Regions from separate parts of the Homo sapiens genome. Here region 2 is linked to region 1. A link is an interaction called in ENCODE POLR2A ChIA-PET data of the cell type or tissue named here. Cell type or tissue: CD4-positive, alpha-beta T cell. All regions are shown on one strand. Each heading gives the region's core, and the rest is flanking DNA. Links, peaks and the distances in the headings are about the cores only.

What was found. ChIA-PET counts read pairs that join two places held together with the same protein. Peaks named below come from ENCODE experiments on the same cell type or tissue, not always from the same donor. Only the 100,000 strongest peaks of a DNase experiment are listed, where the experiment ranks them.
Region 2: POLR2A ChIA-PET joins it to region 1 with 6 read pairs; 1 of 35 experiments calls an interaction of 5 or more read pairs at or near these places.

The regions. Positions count from the first base shown.
Region 1 is chr1:207,088,024-207,090,936 of GRCh38, reverse strand. C4BPB (complement component 4 binding protein beta) reads right to left here and starts at 2,077. Exons shown (of 7, transcript NM_001017365.3): 1 at 1,991-2,077; 2 at 1,348-1,455; 3 at 456-629. The coding sequence starts at 1,405. In CD4-positive, alpha-beta T cell, for the core only: no CTCF peak of the experiment used is centred there; a DNase peak (open chromatin) is centred at 1,396; H3K4me3 peaks cover 673 bases.
Region 2 is chr1:206,764,958-206,767,870 of GRCh38, reverse strand. It overlaps IL10 (interleukin 10), which reads left to right. Exons shown (of 5, transcript NM_000572.3): 5 at 1-269. Among named protein-coding and RNA genes, the nearest start is that of IL19, 4.4 kb to the left of the region's middle. In CD4-positive, alpha-beta T cell, for the core only: no CTCF peak of the experiment used is centred there; DNase peaks (open chromatin) are centred at 1,280 and 1,950.

The sequences.
Region 1 (2,913 bases), core at 234-2,733:
CAATGCACTTACTTCAAAATAATAAAGAGGATATACATGAAACAAGATTATCATGTGTGGATAATTGATGAAATTATGTGATGAGTCTATATGAGTGAATTTGACTCTTCTGTCGTTTGTATACATTTTAAATTTTCCATAACATAAACATTTTTAAAGCAATATAAGGTTAAACAAATTATAGCAAAAAAAAATTAGTTCTAATATCTGGAAGAAATTATTTCTTTCCCATAGAGGGAATTGATTCTGTTAATTCAACTGAATTAATACTGATCAAGATCTGATCATAGAGCTTCCAAGAGAAGCTCCTCCACTGGAGTGCTTTAAAAGAGGTCTCCTAGAAATTGAGAATTTTTGTTTTCTTATAAAGTTTTACCACAGCCTATAGGAAGTAGGATGTGAAGGAGTAAAACAGGATATCAATATGGGCAAAGATACAGAAAGATCTAACTTACAGCGGCACTCAGTAGTGGTGTTATCCCACTCCTTAGAGGCATTGCAAAAAAGGGTCTTCTTTCCTACCAGGTGGTAGCCCTTGATACAAACGTAAGTCCCCAGAATCTGTCCTTCCACCTCCTTTGCGACAAATATGCTATTGTCCACTGGAGGAAGCTCTGGACAGTGCTCTGCTGGAAGAAAAAAGAAAACAGATTCACTTGGCATATCATGTGCTGTCAGAGAACCCTTATTAGATTTCCCCATTCTCATGTCTTTTTGCTGGATTATTGATCCTGATTCCTGTGCTCTTCCCAAGTACTCTGTATTCTACTCCCAAGTAGCCGGGACTACAGGCACCCGCCACCACGCCCAGCTAATTTTTTGTATTTTCAGCAGAGACGGGGTTTCACTGTCTTAGCCAGGATGGTCTCGATCTCTTGACCTCGTGATCCGCCCACCTCGGCCTCTCAAAGTGCCGGGATTACAGGCTTGAGCCGCTGCGCCCGGCCGGAATTCCGAAGTTTTATTTTCAAAAGTATAACAGGAATTTTACTCAAATTCAACCACAAGTTGTCCACTTCTAAACAAATAGTCCCCTACACAAATAGCGATCCTGGAGTTTATAACAAGTAAGACCTCCCAGGATTTTGAAATTGGTACTCTTTTTGCTCCCAGAACAGAAAGGGAAAGTAAAAAAACAGTAACCACCCACTTCAGAGATCAGGGTTATCATTAAATGTACACTAAGCTCCTATTGAGTGCAGAGCATTAGGCCAATTTGAGATTTTTCAATAGAAGAATAAAGATATTATAAATGTAAACTTCCTTAAAGCCCTAGACAGAGTTCCTCAAAACACCGCAAAAGGACACCAAATGCCTGTAAGCTGAGTTGAAGGAAAGCATACGTACCATCTGAAGCAGAAACTCGCCACGCAACCATAAGACAGCACGCACACCAAAAAAACATCTGGTGATCAAAGTCCTCTCCCCAGGCTGGAATTCACCCAGCTCAGACACCTGGTTTGAAAAAAAATAGATCTTCTAACACTGCTTAAGACCAACCTAACCACCTCCTCTCTAGAGAAGAGGTTATATTGATTTACCCTCCCTGGAGAAAATGAAAAGAAAAAATCTTACGACAGGAAATCAGAACAGCTGTAAGGAAGCTGGTATAGGGAGGAACTGCAAAAATACAAAGGGATGGTAAAAGAGTTGCCAGGTTTAAAACTCAGTTTCAGAAATTTCCTGGTTTCTGGGAATGCAAATCCAGTTGACCAGTCTTTTTGAAACGCAGGCTTATCCTTCCCCAACAAACATGGGCCAAATGGTCTTGCCATGACCTTGACTTCTGTCAATAGTTGCCAATGTTTACAGTCCAACTTCTGTAACTCTGGCCAGCACTGGGGAAAGAGAACGGGCTGTCAATCCCTGGTTCTTGCCCAGGTAGAACACAATTTTGAATGCTACCTCATCCTCCTTTCCTGAATACCAGATATCCTAAGGCTGTAAGCAGCACTGAAGACGAAAGCTCAAGGAAGTAAACTAACCTTACCTGTCTCTGTCCCTCCAGAGTTAGGGCTTCCCAGCAAGGAACTGGTCTTAACTGACTCCAAAGCTGAGAGCTCCAAAGTCCTGCAGTGACACATTGTTCTCGCTTGCCAGGCCTGTACCCAGGCTTCCTACTTTGTGGCTCTTCCAGGGACAGGATTTGGCCTGAGTCCAGAGTTAACCAAATGAGTAAAGAGAGAGGTGAGGAGAATGCTTTGGTCTCAGGAATTAAGGCATGTAAAATTGTTTTGAGGGATCCCATATCATCTTGCTTGTGACTACTATAACCCTTGGTTGGTTCTCTGTGCTGTAATTATGAAACTGGGGAAAAATTCCTACAAAATTTCAGGTTTTAATAGAATAATAAAGCATTAAGGACACAGTAAGGTTGCAAATGTTCTTCTCTTCTCCATCCATTACTACTGTTTGTGATGATTAATCTATGTCTTTCTCCTGAAAGGAATCAGGATATGCCACCCCCAAATATTTGGCGTTAAGATTCTTTTAAGCTGAAGATATTTGAGATTCAGTGATATGGAAAGGAACAGAGATTTTGGGGGCTTTCCTTATCTGACTAAAGGCAGCAACCTTGGAGATAAGGTTGCCATAAATTCCTTTTCAGGGTAGGTCTATCCTGGAGGGGAGAGCATGAGTAAAACATATTTCAAATTCCTTCTCCAGAGAAATTTCATGGCCTTGAAGGAGACAGAAAGAACACTCGTACTTATATACACAAACATTATCACAAAACTTTCTAATTTCCTACTTTTCCCCTGAAAACCCACTTGCCTTTCCAAAAAATAATCTGTTTTCTTTTTTGTTTGAGATGGTGTCTTGGCATGATCTTGGCTCACTGCAACCTCCACCTGCCAGGTTCAGGCCATTCTTGTGCCTCAGTCTCCCGAGTAGCTGAGATTACAGGCATGC
Region 2 (2,913 bases), core at 219-2,718, 320 kb after region 1:
GTAATCCCAGCTACTTGGGAGGCTGAGGCAAGAGAATTGCTTGAACCCAGGAGATGGAAGTTGCAGTGAGCTGATATCATGCCCCTGTACTCCAGCCTGGGTGACAGAGCAAGACTCTGTCTCAAAAAATAAAAATAAAAATAAATTTGGTTCTAATAGAACTCAGTTTTAACTAGAATTTATTCAATTCCTCTGGGAATGTTACATTGTTTGTCTGTCTTCATAGCAGATTTTAATTTTGAATAAATAAATGTATCTTATTCACATCATGTTCTGGTGTCAGTTGACTCTTGTCTGACTAAAATTGTTCTCTCAAAGCTCCCAAGACAAAAGAGAGTGGGTGAATGAATTCTGCATTTCAGAGAAAGGAAGCCAGCTACCCCCTACCCCCAGGAGAGAGGGAAGGCTCCAAACCTGATCAGAGAAAAAGCTATTCTCACTGCAAAAGCCAGTAGCAAAGACATCATGGTCTTCCCACAACTCAATCCTTTAAAGATTTGCTCCTAAATCCTTAAAGATCATGCTGATTTTCAAGGCTAACGGGGAGATTCTGTAGGTACCAAAATTAGAAAGGTAAACAGGGGAAGGTTTTTTGGAGGTTGTTTTTGTTTTTGTTGTTGCTTTTCGAGACGGAGTCTCGCCCTGTCTCCAGGCTGGAGTGCAATGGCATGATCTCAGCTCACTGCAACCTCCGCCTCCCAGGTTCAAGTGATTCTCCTGCCTCAGCCTCCCAAGTAGCTGGGACTACAGGCATGTGCCACCACGCCCGGCTAATTTTTTGCATTTTTAGTACAGATGGGGTTTCACCATGTTGGCCAGGCTGGTTAGGAACTCCTGGCCTCAAGTGATCCGCCTGCCTCAGTCTCCCAAATTGCTGGGATTACAGGCGTGAGCCACCACACCCGGCCAGGGGAAGTTTTTAGGGTGAATACAAATTGCCTGGGTTATCCTGAGGATTAAGATAATGAGCTAACAGGGCTTCTGGCACTAGGAGATGTTCGCAGTGCGTATAGTTGGTTGTTATTGGTTATCACAACCAAAAACTCCCGCCAAATCCTCTTTGAGCTGAGATCAGAGGCAACAGGGCTGGACCCAACAGAGTTGAAAATAAGCAAATTAGCCCACTTGAGAGGATAGCCAAGGACATAAGCTGCTGCTCTTTCTGTCCCCTCTCTGAGCCACCAGACAAATGTGAGATTGGCTTCTGACTGCGGTCTGCTGGGAGGGGCACGGTGGCTGGGGAAGCCCTACTCAAAGCCCCGTGACTTAGAGGAGAGAGGAGGAAAAAAATGAGCTGAGTAAACACTAGTCCCCCTCACGCTCTGCCTGGGCAGCCCTGGTCTGGGGAAGGCTGGGAGCGGACAGGCTGTGGTCAGTTTTTCAGTAAGACCTGACTCACTTCGGTTAAAGTAACCATAGGAAGGAAGTGGGAAACATCAAAGCGAAAATTCTGAGATGAAAGGGTAGGAGTAAGAATGGAGGTTAGCAGAAGATAAGGAGAGGGGGCCTGAAGCTCTCTACTCTGAGGCTGTCCATCCTGAACTGAAGAAGACATCCTGAGTCTGTGAAAGGAAAATCTTGGGGCCTCAAAATCACCAAGCTAAAGGGAAAAGTCAAGCTGGGAACTACTCAGGGCAAACCTGCCTCCCATTCTATTCAAAGTCATCCCTCTGTTCACTGAGATAGATGCATATCTGATAGCCTCCTTTGGAAAAGAATCAGAAACTCAAAAGAATGCAACCATTTGTCTCTTACCTACCTGTGACCTGGAAGCCCCTTCCCTGCTTTGAGTTGTCCCCATCTTTCTGGATGGAACCAATGTACTTCTTACATATATTGATTGATGTCTCATGTCTCCCTAAAATGTATAAAACCAAACTGTGCCCCAACCACCTTGGGCACATGTCATCAGAACTTCCTGAGGCTGTGTGACAAAGCTGTGTCACGGGCACATGTCCTCAACCTTGGCAAAATAAACTTTCTAAATTAACTGAGACCTGTCTTAAATTTTCAGGGTTCACAAGTCCCCTGGCCTGGAAGGCTTAGGCCATTAGCCTTCCAGGCAATGCATACTGACTTTAGTTTGAGCCTGGCATTTCATCTGAGCGAAGTGGGCATCTGAAACAAACAGAAACTCACCTGAAAAAAAGCTGTACAGCTGAAAAGATGTTAATGATAGCTACAATTTATTAAGCAACTACAGTTTATTAAGCTAGTCACTTATTTTAAGCCATTTGGTATGTATTATGTAGCAATAAGATGGCATTATTGCTGTTTTCTCCAAGAGGAAGCTGATAGTCATTTTTTTCTGTTACATTTGCTTTATTGGGATTTAATAATCTAACATTCTGTAGATCATATTTGACAGTCAGGGTTTCTAAACAACCATATTAACCCAGCTTTTTAAATCATGAGTTGATCACAGGTTAACCTGGGAGAAAACATAGGCTCTGCACTTCCAATTTATCATCTGTTTGTGTGTATAATTGTTCCAGTATACCTGATATTTATGTTAATGGCAATATGAACATTGACTAAAGTCATTTGCTGGCTACTTTGCTAAGTACTTGATATATATTAGCTCATTAATTATCAGGTAAAACTATTAGGCACTATTAATATCTCCATTTTTTCATGTAGTGAAAATGAGACCCAGAGAAGCTATATAATTTACCTTTGGTCATCCAGCTATTAAAAGACAGTCCGTGGTCTTAATGATTATCCTACACTCCTAAAGTCATTTTCACAGGTAAATTACTGCATCATTCTTCTTTCCTAATATAATTCTGTTTGTATCATGAAAAATTAAGATACAGGTTTTATAGTATGTTGTGTATCCACTTTTGTTTGTCTCAAGATGTTTTTAAATTTCTCTTTTAATTTCTTCTTTGACCCACTGGCTGTCTGGGAGCA